2 separate regions of the Mus musculus genome follow, and region 2 is linked to region 1. A link is a loop called in an ENCODE intact Hi-C map of the cell type or tissue named here. Cell type or tissue: gastrocnemius. All regions are shown on one strand. Links, peaks and the distances in the headings refer to the core of each region. The heading gives the core; the rest is flanking DNA.

Region 1 (8,037 bases), core at 3,225-5,724:
GAAGAAGAACATTGCATCTTTGTTCTTCATCCCTCTACAAAGAATAGTCAGAATTTGCTTCCTACTGTATCTGGTTTTACTGATGAGTGTGTGTGTGTGTGTGGGAGAGAGAGAGAGAGAGAGAGAGAGAGAGAGAGAGAGAGAGAGAGAGAGAGAGAGAGAGAGGGAGGAAATTCTGCTATCTGTAGAAGAACACATATTGCATCTAGCACGTAATCTGGTCCCTTGGTTGCCAACAAACAAGTTCCAATTGCAGCTAACATAGAAACATCATTGCAGGAAAATGAACAAAGCCCTCGGAGGAAACCTGGCTTCAGAGAGGGTCTGGAGAGCAGGAACTTGAGGACAGAGCCATGCACTAGATTGATACTGGCAGACAAACTAAGATCCAGACATCTTTATCACTCTACCCGTGTTAAATACCACAGTGAAAACACTGGCCTGGTCTAGCATGGGCCACACACCTACACATCAGAGTATATTCTCCCATCCTCCAAGGATAGTCCCCTGCTCAACCTCACCAATTCATATCCAACCAGCAGCCTTCTGGCTTCGCACATGTGATTTTCCTTGCAGATCAATTCAGTGTTATTGATTCAGATACAGAATTTAAGAAGAAAGTGCTGGCGAGAGAGAGAAAATCTGAATGAGAATTGGATTTTAAATAGGGTGAAAGAATTGTTATGACCTCATCAGAGTGAAAGTCCATTGCGCTTATGGTTTTTGTACAGTTCTATTCTGTGAGAGGTAGTCACTGCAGTAGTCCAGAGTGACAGAATGCCTGAATGAGAGTAATCAGCGTGTTGTGTTATGGCTGTGTATGCTGCTTCTCCTTTATGACGGGTGGTCTCTGAAGGGAAACCTGTTCATCTTCAGTGTCTTTGGATGAGAATGGTGTGATATAGTTGATCCTTTTGAGCCAAGTAGGTTGTCACTCAGTAGCCAATTCTACAGATCTGAATGTTTCTGTTTGGCAAGTACGTTCTCTAGTTCTCTTCAACCTAAAAAGTGGAGATAAAAACAATATGGGGAATTCCTACCCAGTGGCCAGCTCCTAGAGCACTCTAGGTAAATGGTTATCAATACTGTCCTTATCAATACCGTCATTACTGCCCCTAACTTCCCCGTTATCTTTCTCAATGTTTGTTGCCAATCAGGTATTCAGTGTCTGGTAAAGGTATAATTTCTAGTCATAAATAAATTCATGTCTGGCTGGCTGATGGTTGACAATGAATGTTCTGTTTTCATCGCTGTACTCTCAACAATGTACAAAATGAATCTTTTGGACAGGAGATATTCTATTGAATACAGAGTGTGATTTTAAAAGGTAAAGGAGGGATAGAAATAGAGACTCTTGGAATGGAAGGTAGGTTTGGGAGTCTTTGGTATGGCAGGGGATTCTGGGCTAGGAGATCTCTTCTCTGGGGGAGCTTCTCCCTTCTAGGCAGCTCCAACTGTACACTTTAGCTCAAGATCTATCACCTGCTCGCTGCTGCCCAGAAGTGCTGGCTTTGCTGTTTTGAAGGCAGAGAGAAAACATATGTTCATACATGTTAGTACACTAATGATGACACCAGTCTTGTTTCTCAATAAGTTTATTAACATAAATGAGATAGCTGCGGTTCCTGAGGGCTTAGCTTCCTGTACAACTGCTCACCCAGCAGCAGCTGGAGAGGCAGCCAGAAAGAAGTTAACAGTATTCTCAATAGAGTCGAAAGAGGCCAAGTCAGATGTAGCCTATTCTTCAAGCAGAGCTCTGACTTTCCGTGGCTATTCCCATGAAAGGATGATAACAGACCTGAGCCTGTGACGGTTAAACGGGAGAATACATGAGAATTCTGAGCATAGCCCAGCATATGGCGGGAGGCAGATCAACAGCCAGGATCCTGATGCTGCCCCTCCAGTCTCTTACTGGAAACCTCCTTGGGTTATCTTTATAGAGTCAAAGACTGTGGGGAGGAGCATACCTGGTTATTGCCAGGTAACAGTAGGGGTGGACTTTAGACAGAATGCTAACACTTACCATACCTAGGCATTGTACTGGCCACCCCATTTGTTGTGTAATGTCTTGTGATCACAGGAGAGCCCTCCGAGTAAAGTATCAGTAGCTCCCCCTGATACAAAAGGATCTATGTAGATCAGATGGCACATGTCACTTTATTCCTGCTATACAGCAGCTATTCTTAACCTGTGGATTGCAACCCTCTGGGATCAAATGACTCTTTTACAGGGGTCGCCTAAGACCCTCTTCATATCTGATATTTCTATTATGATTCATAACAGCAGCAAAATTACAGTTATGAGGTGGCAATGGAAGTAACTTTGTGGCTGGGGGTCACCAGAACATGAGGAGCTGTATTAAAGGGCCACAGCATTAGGAAGGTTGAAAACCAGTGCCATCCATGAATCAGAAGGACAGGGGAGAGATTTTCTTAGCAATCATAAGATTAAAAAGAAAATAGTTCACACTTAATATCTAACTTCAACTCTCCAAAGTTATAAGTTCAGCCATGACACTTACCTTGATAAAGACACAAGACTACACACCTCTGTTCATGTTAATAAACAGAGATGACAGTCTAGATTTTTCTTATTCAAAAGCCTGTTTTCCCATAACTCCTCATTTCCTTTCCTGCCCTCACACTTTTCAAAAACCAAGTCTCCCAGCCTCCATTAATCTCACTTAGCAGTGAGCTAAACCCTTTTAAGTACAAATATCCCAGATTTATTCTCCTCCTGGAGCCTCGGCCTGACAAGGCAACACACAGAGGTGCCATTTTCCAAACCATCTTAACATTTCGGTGACAACTTCTTTTACAGCCTTTTCAGCTGCATTAGTGGCTCACATATTTCATTAACAAGAAAGGAAAAAAGTAACAAAATGCCCAAGCCCCATGTGACTTCCCCATGTGACTTCCCCATGTGACTTCCCTATGGCCTGAGGAGATCATTCCCCTACCACAGTCCTCTTGTGTTTCCATTCTCACTGGTTTGAGAGCAAGTTCCTTTTGAGGACCCCAGCTGTGTGAGTTGCCCTAGGACATTATGTCCCTCCTGTATAATTTAACAAGAAGATTCTAGAACTCAAAAAAATGCCAGGGCTCAGGTTTACCTGTGCTCAGCGCAGAGCCCCAGTCCTCCCTAGACAGCTTTTAGCACTGTGTGTTGTTGAGGAAGGTTCGATGCCTTCCTCCCTTCCCATCTCAAAGCTGTCAGAACCACCCTCCCCCCCCACCCCCATCCCCCCACCCCCAGCTAAAAGGGAACTTAGAATCTGTGTTGGCTCACACACTGTACAAGGAAAATCTTAAAAAGGGCAAGGGGAATGAGGCCTGTTGTGCCCTGATTTGCATGAGAAAAGAGCAAAACTAACAGCTAAGGGGAGCTTGGCTTCCAGCCAAGGGAAACCCTAGCTCCGCAAAGAAAGGGAAAGAGCCGGCCTAACTGTAACTCTGTGTGAGATGGGGTAAGGCCTGGAGTCCCCCACCAACCCCAACGCTGGTCACTGCTGGACCAGCAGGATGCCTTGACATTCAGATGACATGGCCTGCTTGCTCTGGGCTCTTCACCGGGCTTGTGTGTTCACGGAATGAGTTGTGTGTGGGGGAGAGCACACACACACACACACACACAGTGTTTGCAGGTGGACCCCATGCTGAATCTCACTTTAACTCACGGCCTACACACAGTTAATGCTCTGTAGGCGACTTCATCTGCAGGTAGGTGTGTGGGAGCACTGAGGTGGTGTGCGACATAAAAACCAAAGCAGGACCATGTGGCTCCTTAACGCTGTCTTTGAGGAAATGAAATCATGCCAAGAGCTGGAAGTCAAGTCTGAAGGATTGAACTCCGTACACTGTCTTTCAGGTTCTACATCGAGAGCATATCCTTCCTAAAGGATAAGAACACCGTGGAGCTGTTTTTCCTGAACGCAAAGGCCTGTGTACACAAGGTAAGACACTTGTTTGTGTGTTCGTGGGATGTCTCCCCGGAGACTGTGACATGGTCTTGCCTGCCCTTTTACATCCTAACTTGGGAAAGAATACAGTCTCTCTCCTCAATATCAGCTCCCCAACCTACCCCTCCGCAACCCCTCCCCCCAACCCACTCCTCAACAGGCCCTCTCCTCAACCCACCCCATCCCAACCCCTCTCCCCTCCCCAGGCACTCTCCTCAGCCCTCCCCTCCTGGGCCCTTCTTCAGATGCCGGATGGTGAAGCGGGATAATTACACCTCCACTAAGTCACTGCTTCAAAGGTAGCCAAGGGAGGCTCCCCACGGTATGAGCAAGAAAGACAGAAAGATGGATCCCTTCAGAGTGCAGGAAGCCTCCTCGTTTTAGCATTCACCATACTTAAAAAAAAAAAAAGCAATCCCAGTTCCCGTCCAGCCTGCCAGTCCCTAAGGCCACTCCCACCTTAGCTCCAAGGAAACAGAGCTGGCAGCTGAGCTCGACTGACCACTTTCAGCAGCAGGTCGGTTCTCTTTAGTCGTGGGCCAGCTGAGGTTGTTTTCCTCTGTTTTGTTTCTGTCCCTCAAGGACGAGTTACTTTTACAAACATCAGTTAAACATTTCAGAAAAAAAAGAGAGAGAGAGAGAGGGTCGGGATTGAAGTGATACAGCAGCTAAGTTGAAATGCCTGCCTAGTTTGGTTTGGTTTCATTTGCTTCTGTATGGCCTTAGTGTGGGCCTTGGGGAGGGAGCTGGCTGGGTTTGGGGAAAGACTGTTGTTATGCAGCCCAGGCTATTTTTTTTTTAATCTTTATTTATTTGTATTGTGTGTGTCACGGTGCAGGGCTGCACACTCTAAGGCACACATAGGGAGATCAGAAGGAAGCTTTCAGGGGTGGAGTCCGTTCTCTCTTTTACATGAGTAACAGAAAACTCAAGACCCTCAGGCTCGAGTCAGCGCTGGCCTTCATACTCTGTCTCTTCACTGGAGTATTTATGCTAGTTATATATGCTATGACTACTGACAGCCCTGGTGCAGGTGTGGCACCTTCCTATGTTTTTTTATTTCTGTTGAATTTGTGTGTGTGTGTGTGTGTGTGTGTGTGTGATGTATGTATATGTACATATGTGAGTAACTATACATCCCTGCCAATGCACATGTGTGGAAGTTCAAGGACAACCTTGGGAGATGATCCTCACCTACCACCTGTCCGAGACCGTGCTCACATACTGTGTCTGCCAGACTGCCTGGCTCTTTAGTCTCCTAGCACTGTCTCCTATCCCCCGTGAGCACTGGAATTACACACAGACTGTGCCTGGCTTCCCATGAGCTCTGAGGATTAGTGCTTGCGCGGCAAGGGATTTAGCATCTCGCCGGCCTTTCACTGAGTGTTTTATGACCTCACTTTACCGCCCTGGTTGGATGAACTCTCTTTGGTTTGCTGTCTTCATGATTGCTTTTGAGTTGACGGTATACATCTTCAGCGAACCACATCTGTCTCAGGGAAGCCCCAGCATTGCACACATCCTGTGAGCTCCTTCCGTTTCTCCGTGTAGACAGTTCCCATCATGCCTCACTTTTGGCTCTGCTGCAGATACTGGGGACATCACTACTTCTGTGTGAAGTTTTGATCACCTTCAAAGATATTTAAACACTATAAAAGCATGGTTATCACTGGGGCCCCCATTTCTGTTTTGTCTTCATTCACTCTTTTCTGCCTGACTTAACTTTTCTTCCACCTGAAAGACACTGGGTAACATTCCCCATACCATGTGAGTCTGCTGGTGACTTATCCTTCCAAGCTTCTTTCTGAAAGCACTGGCTGGCCTTTGTCTTCAGTTTTTGAATGTTAGTCCATAGGATATAAAAGCATACATTGGCAGTTTTTTCATTTCTACAAAAATAATGATTCATTATGATTTTTCTTATGTTGTTGCTGATGGGGTATCTGCCGCCACACCAAGTCTTTGTGGCTCAGTGTGTGAAGTGTCTTTTTCTCCAGCTGTTTTTCCAAGTTTCCACTTGAGACAGTTTGATTATGTGTATCAATACCGTGATACAGCTTTCTTCGTGTTTCTTGTGACTTAAGTGTTTTGGGTTTCTAGGTTTATTCTTTATATTAGATTTAGAAAGGGGTGTGTATGTGGGGGGTGTGGTATTTGCGAGGTATTTGTGTATGCTTACACGTATGTGGGTCATATGTGTGCCAGTGCATGTGTGTGCATGTGCCGGTACAGATCAGACAACCTTGGATGTCTTTCCTCAGGAACTGTCTGTCCATCTTGTATTCTGAGACAGATTCTCACTAGGACCTGGGACTCAACAATTTGGCTGAGCTGGGTGATCAGTAATCTCCTTGTGACCTCTTTTTTTATGTGACTCCAGACATCTAGGTATATAAAATAGGTATCAAAATTATTGGTAACAAATCATATAGAGATTCATTTTAAAACAATTTTTTGATATATGCACACATCTTACCATTTTTTTAAAGCTAAAAGTAAATGTTCATACTACTGAAATGGATGTGTTTATTTTTATATATAGAATTCAATCTTGGCTGAAGGTTGGTTATTATAGGATGTAGGAAATCTTCAAAATTTTTCATAGTTAACTAACATTTTGGTGTTATAATTGTCAGTGCTAAGAACACTTTTTCATACAACTGTGAAATGCAGATGTAGCAGAAGTGTTGTGTTTCAAGGACATTTGAGAAATTGTTGGAAATTTGGTCCTAATCCCAAGTGAAACTCCATGAAACTCAAGCCACCTACCCAAACAGCCATGTTTAAAATCAAGTGTTCTGATACACTGCAATCCAAAGAGACACTAATTTGGTACTTCCATGCTGAGACATCGTGGTAGGGAGGTAGCACCATTCTTTGTTCTTCATAATGAAATCATTATACTTCTGCAAGTGGAGAAAAGCTTGCACGCACATTCAAAACACTCCAGTACCTAACACTCAGCGTAGGTAACTGTGGGTTGTCTGGTTTCAGGCATTGCTAGCTGGCATGTTCTTATGTAAGCTGTGCACAGGGCAAAGTATGCATGCTGTGTGTTCAGAACTGAGCCTGCAGTGATGTGGAGAGAGGCAACACAGGCAAGCACCGCCTGAAACATCTGGTTCCTCACACAGCTGACTGTGAATCAGGCTTTGGTTGTGGCATATTCAGAAACCTTTTACTGTTGCCAGATTTTTTTTCTCTCACAAACTCCACATTCAGTCATGTTACCCCACCTGGGTTTGTGGCCATAGTCTCAGGAGCTGGTACCAGGCCATTAGAAGTGACTCTAAGGCTTAAGTTGTTTCTTTGTTTTCATTTAGGGTTGAGGTATTCTGTTTTGGTTTATTTTGGTTGCATGTTTGTTGTTGTATATTTTTCCCATGTGTGCATGTCTGTGTGCATATGTGGTGGGGGGGCAGTCTATGTTTGTACGCATGTATGAGGGTTGGCATGTGTTCATGTGTACAAGTGCATGTGTGTGTACGTGCATATGTGTGTGCGTGCATACATGTGTGTGTATGTGTGTGTATGCATATTACCTCATGTCGTTTCTGTTGTTGTATCCTCGGGGGGTGTTTGAGCATTTATTATAAGAAGGATTTTTTAAAAAGAGATGTTGTACAGGTATATGTGACTACTTAACTTCAGACCATACAAAATGTAATAGTGATAGGTATTTTCCTATCCTTGGCCACATAGACTAATTTATGCCTCAGTTCTGGGTGGTCTTGGGTTGACGTCATTTTTCCTTCTAGCCATGTTTTGCCAGCCTGATGACATGTGATTGCCTGTTAAGCAATTGCTTGTTGTATCTTCTTAAAAGTTTTAAAATTTGATGTGCCTGATTTGGGTGCTGGGAATGGAACCCAGATCCTCTGGAAGAGCAGCCAGTGCTCTTACCTCTGAGTCATCTCACCAACCCCCTAGATATTACTAATTTTATCTTTTTGAACGCTACTTGCTTTTATCCACACATAAATATTCTTCGTATTTGTTTCTGGGTGCAGTCTAGTTATTAGGATGCAGTTTGCTTTTTTCCAGACTTGTTTTTATGATTTGGTAGGCAAGCCCAGAAC
Region 2 (8,037 bases), core at 2,497-4,996, 90 kb after region 1:
CAGTCAGTGTCATCAAGTTCACCTCCTGCAGGCTGAGACTCCCTCAGTGCTTCCTGAGGTGGCCCCCCTGTCCCCCTGTGCTCCCTCCTCGCCTTGGGTAGAGACTGTTTCTGCGCCTCTTATCTCTCCCTACTTTTGGGAGCCCCATTTCCGACTAGATGCTGTCCCATAGCTTCCCAGTTGACTAACTCCTCATTCAGCTTTGAGTGTGTCGGGATTTATGCAGAGATCGATGGGGGCTGATTGGTTTTAGGGCAACATCAGAACCTAGGCCTTGTCAGGCAAAGTCTATGGCCCAGAAGGACAGAGGGAAGGAAGGCACAGTGTGGGACAGCTCTGTCGGCTAGGTACACACCATGTGCTGCTGGCCCAGGGGTGAATAACTCATGACTTTCTTCGTGTTTTAGGATTTCAGTGTCTAGAAGAACCTTTGGACAGAGTGGCCTGTTTGTACAAACCTGGTATGCAAACTCTTCTCTCATCAAGTCCATCTGGGTAATGGCCATTAGCCAGCATCAGTTCTACCTGGACCGGAAGCAGAGCAAAGTGAGTTTCTGGAGGGGCTCTAGTCCTTTTTCTCTCTGTTCGGAAATGAATTTTCTCAGAAAACATGTAAGAAAAAAAATGTTTTAAACTTTGCTGCCAACTGTCTTGTTTTTTTTTCATATATTTTTTTAAGAGATGGGATATATATATATATATGTATATATATATATATATATATATAAAATTTAAAGGTTGTGACATTTGGTATGCATATGTTCCTCCAGCGGTGACATTGCTGGTGACATTTTAAAGTTAGTGACTGGATCCTGCATGCTTTGCTGAAAACTTCCACTTACAAAACTAAAGTTTTCTGTTCTTTTCAAAGTCCCACTTTACAGATCTAAACTGCCCCATGTTGACATCTTTGATTGCACAGTAACCTAATCGTTGTATTGCTTTAAAATGTGATTATGTTAATTACACTTCAATGTTATTCACCTCATAGGCAAAAATTCCTTCAGCCAGAAGCTTAGACGACATCGCCATGGACTTAACAGAGACTGGAACACAGAGGGGCTCCAAACTGGTGACTCTGGAAGCAAAGAGTCAGTTCATCATGGCAAGCAATGGCAGCCTGATATCCTCAGGTATTTCCCTGTTCAAGAAAGTATAAAGCCGGGTGTGGTGGCGCATGCCTTTGATCCCAGCACTCGGGAGGCAGAGGCAGGCGGATTTCTGAGTTCGAGGCCAGCCTGGTCTACAGAGTGAGTTCCAGGACAGCCAGGGCTATACAGAGAAACCCTGTCTCAAACAAACAAACAAACAAGCAAAAAAGAAAGAAAGAAAGTATAAGCAATCTTTGTGTGTTTGCTACAGATCGTTTCCAAATGCAACTTGTTGAGGCCCAAAACAAAACAATAAAAACCAAACCAAAGATGTTTTATTAAAATGCAACAGTATGCAAAAGCTTTGAATTCATTTTAATCTGATGTATGTATTTATTTATTTATTTTGCGATAGGGGCTCACTGTATAACCCCTGCAGGCCTCAAACTTACTGCCCTGGGATGCACCACCGCCAGCCATCCTTTAACGATTTTTAAAGAATATGAAGCTAAATTGAAAGTAGTCAAGCTGTATAAATACCATGACATACAGAGATACCGAGTACCCAAGGCTGTCTTAAAAGATGTTGACTCCCTGCCGGGTTGATGCCACGAATTCTCCACAGAACATAAAAGTCTATCTGTGCACAGTGGCAAGTACCTAGTTCCTAGACTGTAATCGTTGCACCCAGCCCTTTCCTTTGTGGGAGGTCTGGAGTCTCTTATCGCTAAGTCTGTGGAACGTCACTAAATGGCTTGTCTTTTCTAATTCCCCTCTAATTCTGCTTGTAGGTGAAGTAAGGGGAGTGGGGGGTTCCTTTGCATAGAACATTCCATTGCCTTGCTTGCTTACTTTCTTAAAAAAAAAAAAAAAAAAAAAAAAAAAACGGAGTGGGGCCTTCTCAGGGACCATCTTCCCTTCATTCCAAAAGGAAAAAAAAAAAAAGGAAAGAAAAGAAAAGAAAAGAGGAAAAAAATGCAATTTCTCCTTGTGTATGCCTGAATCCCATAGCATTTTATTGGGGCTTCCAAAATGACTCAGCCACGAAGTGCAGGAGACATTTTCTTACCAGGCTTTTCCCGATGGCCAGGAGCATGTGAACGGTCTCCTGGTTTCCTTTCATTATGTTCAGAAACAAGGAGAAAAGAAATAAAAGCAGCATTGGGGCCCAGCTCGCCTCCCCAGCCCTTTGTCCCTTACTCAGCAAGGAAGGAAACAGGCCCGGTGTGAACCTCCCCGCCCTGCCCCCACTCCAGGTTCTCAGGACTCGGAAGGCATGGAGGAGCAAAAGCGGGAGAAGATTCTGGAACTCAAGAAGAAGGAGAAGCTGTTGCAAGAAAAGCTCCTGCAGAAAGTGGAGGAGCTGAAGAAGATCTGCCTGCGGGAGGCCGTGAGTGGCCCCTGGCCTTGCTGGCTTTGTGTTGGGTAACTGTGTCGCTTACGTGCTCTTGACCCTGTCCTGTTTTACAGGAGCTCACGGGCAGAATGCCAAAGGAGTATCCACTGAACATAGGCGAGAAGCCCCCTCAGGTCAGGAGGCGAGTGGGGACCACGTTCAAGTTAGATGACAACTTACTGCCTACTGAGGAGGTATGATGGTGGCGCTGGGCCGTGGTGTGCACAGGATGGAGGAGCTGTCTGTTCCCTACCCTCCATCTATTCCCTCGGTTCAGAATCATGCTGTAGATTTTTCTCTGAGCCACAGAAATAGACCACATGGCACACTCTTTCATGCACGCTCGGAGCAAAATTGAGATCCTTATTATTTTGTTCGCCATGTCATGGAGAGCATTCTACGAGCCCTGGGAAGAAGTTATCAATAGTATTACAGAAATTAAGATTGGAATTTAGCTTCAGATCCTTCTGCTTAAAACCAAGTAGCCTTCAGCAAATTGTTTCATCACCCTGGAGTGTCCGTTCATCTATAAAGTGGTCATCATGGTGCCCATCCCCTCTGAAGGGTGCAGTAAGGGTTAAGTGAGATAGCATATACAACATTCAGTATAATTAAGTTAAAGGATTTGATGGTCAACAGAGTGTATGCTCTCACTAGCAATTATGCCATTATGACCCACCCCGTGGTTGTTACAGGAATTTCACTATCTCAGCTGCCATTTGTAATAGAGGCAAGTTTTGATATTTGCTGAGTACCTGCCTATGCACTCAGGTCTGGCCTAAGCCCCTCGCATGGTGTGTCGGCTTATCTTTAGCACGCTTTCATAAAGTACTTTATTCCTTTTGCAAATTCAGAAAGCTAAAGGATTAAAAGATTATTTATGAGTAGTATATTCAGTCATGCTACCAGGAACAACCAGAAAGGGTAGTCAGACCCAAACGACGTGTCTCTAAAGGGCCACCTATGAATGTAACATTCTTCACGTGTGAGTCACAGGTTAGAGTCTCTTTCTGAAAACTGGCCTTATGCCAGCCAAGAGAATGGATGCAAAGTCATTTTCCTCCTTAAAAAAGAAGAGGTTGGACTGTGAGGTGATGTGAAGGTGGATGAGATAGGTCTTGTCTTCCTAGAGAGGGTCTGAGGATGCTTGCATTATTCAAATGTGGACAGTTTCGTGCCCAAAGGGTGGATTACTCAGGAACATGCAAGAATCTTTCCTTACTATCCAGACATAATGCGAGAGAGTGACTATGTGTGTCACACATAAAAATAAAGCTGTGTCATTGTCTAAATGCAGGATCCGGCTTTACAAGAACTGGAGAGCAATTTCCTGATACAGCAGAAGCTGGTTGAGGCTGCAAAGAAGCTCGCCAGTGAGCCCGACCTTTGTAAAACCGTGAAGAAAAAGCGAAAGCAAGATTACACAGACGCTGTGAAAAGACTGCAGGAGATTGAAAATTCCATCAACGAATACCGAATCCGATGTGGCAAGAAGCCCAGCCAGAAGGCTGCCGTTGTCCCACCAGGTGGGTAATGGTGAGCTGTGGGCAGGCCCCTGCTCAGGTCTCCTGCTGGGATGTTCCAGTCCTCAGCTTGTTCACTCTGGTGAAAGAGCAGAACAGCATCCAAAGCAACCGGGTAGACACAGTTGAATTTTCAGTGTCAAAGGCGTGTGTCAACGGCAGCAGGCTCACCGTTGCAGTTCCATAGGACAGGATATGAACTTTCAGGGTAAAGGCTCACAGGAATGTTGGCTCACGATATAACAGACTCCCTGTAACTGGCCTGGAGTCACTGCCCCATATACTTTTCACGATGCCGGCACGTCAGAACACTGAGCTTTAGATAGAAGCCTTTCTGCAAGATGTTTGAATGCAGCATACCCTGCATTTTCTTGGAGACCGTTCTTGCACGTGTGCTGATAGAGAAGGGGGTCCTATGATTATCCCATTGCAAGAGAGTATTTAAGAGCAGGCGAATGGGGGGAGGGGAGGGGAAGAGTAGGCAAATGGTAAATGATAACATGGAATGCGGAAAGATGAGAGATAAGATTATAACCACAAGGTAATTCTGACTTTGTATAAACCTGCGCACAGGATGACTGATAGGGAACTATTTCAAAATACTAATCGCCACAGAGTTGCAAGCACACCAATTCTCTTCTATTTCCAAGATTCTCAACATCTTGTATCTATGAAGTTCATATTCAGGAAAAAAAATAATAAAACAAATGGCGAAGTCTTTTTATGTCAATTTAAAGTCCAATTGACCTTATGCAAACACTAATGTGGTTTTTAGAGACAATTATTGATTATTTCTTTAAACCCAAGCCTTTCCTCCCCTTTGTGTGTTAACGCCTGAAAAATTGAGGCCATTCCTCCACTGGCTGATGGGTTATCATCATAACTGCTATCTTACATCTTCACAGGAACACGAAATAATCATACATTTTCTATTAGATAAGCTGAGTTTAGAGCAGGCCAGGCTTAGAGCCTATGATTCATCAAGCTGAGACATGACTTTCTGGAAGCGAATATACAGACATTAACACACAAATGTTAGTCCACTGGAGCTGGAGACTCTAAAGGTACAATCCAGTTGGTTTGATGATGGTTGCGTTCTTTGCCTCCAGACATGGGTGATTAACAGTGTGCGTTATGTTCATGGCCATTTGTCACAGCCAATTCACCCTCAAGCTGTGCTAGCCCCAAGTGTTCTCCTTTTTGGTGGCTGGCATTTGGACAGCAGATGGTACCATTGGTTGAGCATCTTTTGGATAGATGTTTGTGTAAGTGAACCCAGCAGCTGACTATCCTGGCATCTCGCCTTCAAGTTCCACTGTGCTCTAATTAAGAGAGAGTCCACCCGGCTCGAATAAAGATTAGCATTTGACTTTGAATGATGACGGTCCCTTCACAGTGGTTTTAAAACTTACACTGAGGTGTTGTATTTGGCTAGAACCTTCCACCAAAACACTCCATGCTGAATGTGGGATGGTTTGCAAAATCATATCAACACATCTGAGCCGACTCTATTCTACCAAATGGGCATCAGAAATGTTCAAAGCACTATGGCTGTCACTCCCAGTCAGACAGCCAAGTACGGGTAATAAAATGAAGAAGTATAGTTGGTATTTATCTAGCATTTGTTGTGTGCCTGGAGCTGGCTAAAATCTGCATGCCATTAGTTAATCAAATAGCTCATCTCAGCACTGTGCAATGGGCACTGTTGTTTTCCCCACTGCAGAGCTGAGCCAAAGATTCTTAGTGAGATGAAGCAACTTGCCCAAGCTCCCGTGGACAATAAATGACAAAAACAAGATTTAAACTCAGATCTTCTGATTCAGAGCTTTTAAAGTAGGGACAGTTTTGCCCTTCAGGCCCACACCCTAAGAAATATTTGGTGATATTTGTGGGCATTTGGGGGTTGACAGCATTGAGGGTAAGATGGCTGTTTTTGATCTGTAAGCAGACACTGTTTCTGCATTGTACAGAAGAGCTCCTTAGAACAAATATGGAATTCAGTCTCAAGGTATAGAAAACATTGCAAACTAGCTTAAGACCCAAACTCTGTGACTTTTAATCCTATTGAAAGTGATACAGTTAAGAGCTGAAAATTTCACTCGATCAGTATTGCCCAGAATACATGAAGTCATGGGTTCAGTCCCTAACACCACATAAAACCAGACATGGTAGTGCATGCCTGCAATCCTAGCACTTGGGACTTGGAAGTGTCAAGGTTATCATTAGTTATGTAGACAATTCAGGAGCAGCCTGGGCTTCTGTATAAAACCTTGTCTCCAGAAAGGGGGTGGGGAGGAGAGGAGATTGAGAAAGTAAGAGAGAAGGAAAAAAGAAACATAGCTAGCTAGCCCTTCCAGCCTCAGATTCCACATCTGCAGATAACAGCCAGCCTCAACTCAAAATATTTGTGGGAATATTGTCTTTGCACTAAACATATTATTTGATAAGCATTACAATAGAACGGATATTAAGAATTATAAGTAATAGAGACAGTACCCACAGTGTGCAAGAGAACTATGGAACACCCTCAGATTTGTTATCCTCGGGGAGACCAAGAACCAGTCTCCCCTCTGGATACTGAGGAGTGAGTAATCCATTGTAACATCTGCACAATAGGTCAGATGGTTTTTATCTCCAGTAGAATGTAAGTGATTCCGACAACAGCTAATTATTCTTAATGCGCTGTAATTGCTTACATTTATCTAAATGAAAATAAAATGCACTCAGTTGAAAATTGCTTCGCTGAACTCATTCTAATTGTATAAATGCACAATTATCCTAAAGGCAGCTATTTATATTCACAGAAGACATCATTCCATCGGAAAGCAGTTCTTTGTCCGACACCACCACCTATGACGACCGTAAGTGGCTCCTTTTATCACTTAAAAACATTAGATACTCTAAAGAGTGAAGATCATTTTTTAAGATTTTTATTTGTGTGTGTGTGTGTGTGTGTGTGTGTGTGTGTGTGTAGACCATATATATGTGAGTACCCAAGGAACCTGGATCCCCCAGAGCTGGAGTTACAGGCCATTTTGTTACCCTTTCTGACCTGGGTACTAGGAACTGAATTCAGGTCCTTGTAAAATTCAGTAAAGTAAGCACTCTTAACAACTGAGCCTTCTCTCTCTCTCTCTCTCTCTCTCTCTCTCTCTCTCTCTCTCTCTTTCCTGCTCCTAAGATAATTTTTTTAATTTATGTAAACTTGGGCACAAGATGTAGCTTAGCTGTTAGAATGCTTAATGTGCATGGTGCCCTGAGTTTGATCCCCAACACCAATCATCCAGGTCTTATGATGCATACCTATGGTCCCAGTATTTGGAAAACAGAACCAAGACAGGCAGAAGTTCAAGGCCTTCCTTTGCTACATAATGAGTTCTAAACATAAGACTCTGTCTAACAAAGAGCAACAACAACAACAACATCAAAGGGAAGCCTACTTATTTCTCTTTGAAGAAAAGGAGAATAAACTAACTTTATTTATACAAATGATAGGGGAGGGAGGTCTAATTATCGTATATGCAGGCTAGTATTAAAAACAGGTCCACCTAATCAGAAACCCATAGCATGAATAAGTCTGTCTGTAAGGGTGTTAAAGTTCTGTTTTTAAACTTTGTGTTTCTTTTTAAACTTTGTATTTTAAATAAAGACTCAGAACTGTGTAAGCTACGCGGTCTTTCACCTAGCAATTTCCAGTGGTGATAGATTCCATATCTGGAGTCCAGCATCAAACCAGGAAACTATAGTGTACCCTTTGCATAGCACTGCCTTCTAGAGAAGTGGGGATTGATTTTATCTTCCTTAGGAAGAAAAGCTCATCTTATGAAATTAGATTTCATGTCATTTTTACCATTTCCTATAGGCCATAATAAGCACTATGTGTGTGACAGTGGCGAATATTGGTTCAGTGTGTCCTGGGACGGGATGTGCTTCCTATCAAGGGACTGAAAACTTCCTTGTAATTCTTTATACGTAACCACCTGATTGACTATCTGTCTGATATGATTTGAAGTATTTCGGGAAGCCA

What was found. Peaks named below come from ENCODE experiments on the same cell type or tissue, not always from the same donor. Only the 100,000 strongest peaks of a DNase experiment are listed, where the experiment ranks them.
Region 2: a loop joins it to region 1, with 1.8 times the contacts of the local background. A loop is called at or near these places in 4 of 42 quality-filtered maps.

Annotation. Positions count from the first base shown.
Region 1 is chr6:97,392,108-97,400,144 of GRCm38, reverse strand. Frmd4b (FERM domain containing 4B) reads left to right here. Exons shown (of 23, transcript NM_001346637.1): 5 at 3,868-3,952. Among named protein-coding and RNA genes, the nearest start is that of Frmd4b, 92 kb to the left of the region's middle. In gastrocnemius, for the core only: no CTCF peak of the experiment used is centred there; DNase peaks (open chromatin) are centred at 3,424, 4,115 and 4,427; H3K4me3 peaks cover 528 bases; H3K27ac peaks cover 750 bases.
Region 2 is chr6:97,301,123-97,309,159 of GRCm38, reverse strand. It overlaps Frmd4b (FERM domain containing 4B), which reads left to right. Exons shown (of 23, transcript NM_001346637.1): 13 at 408-546; 14 at 992-1,133; 15 at 2,348-2,481; 16 at 2,562-2,681; 17 at 3,785-4,013; 18 at 6,815-6,871. Among named protein-coding and RNA genes, the nearest start is that of Gm32191, 52 kb to the right of the region's middle. In gastrocnemius, for the core only: no CTCF peak of the experiment used is centred there; DNase peaks (open chromatin) are centred at 2,590 and 4,022; H3K4me3 peaks cover 979 bases; H3K27ac peaks cover 1,192 bases.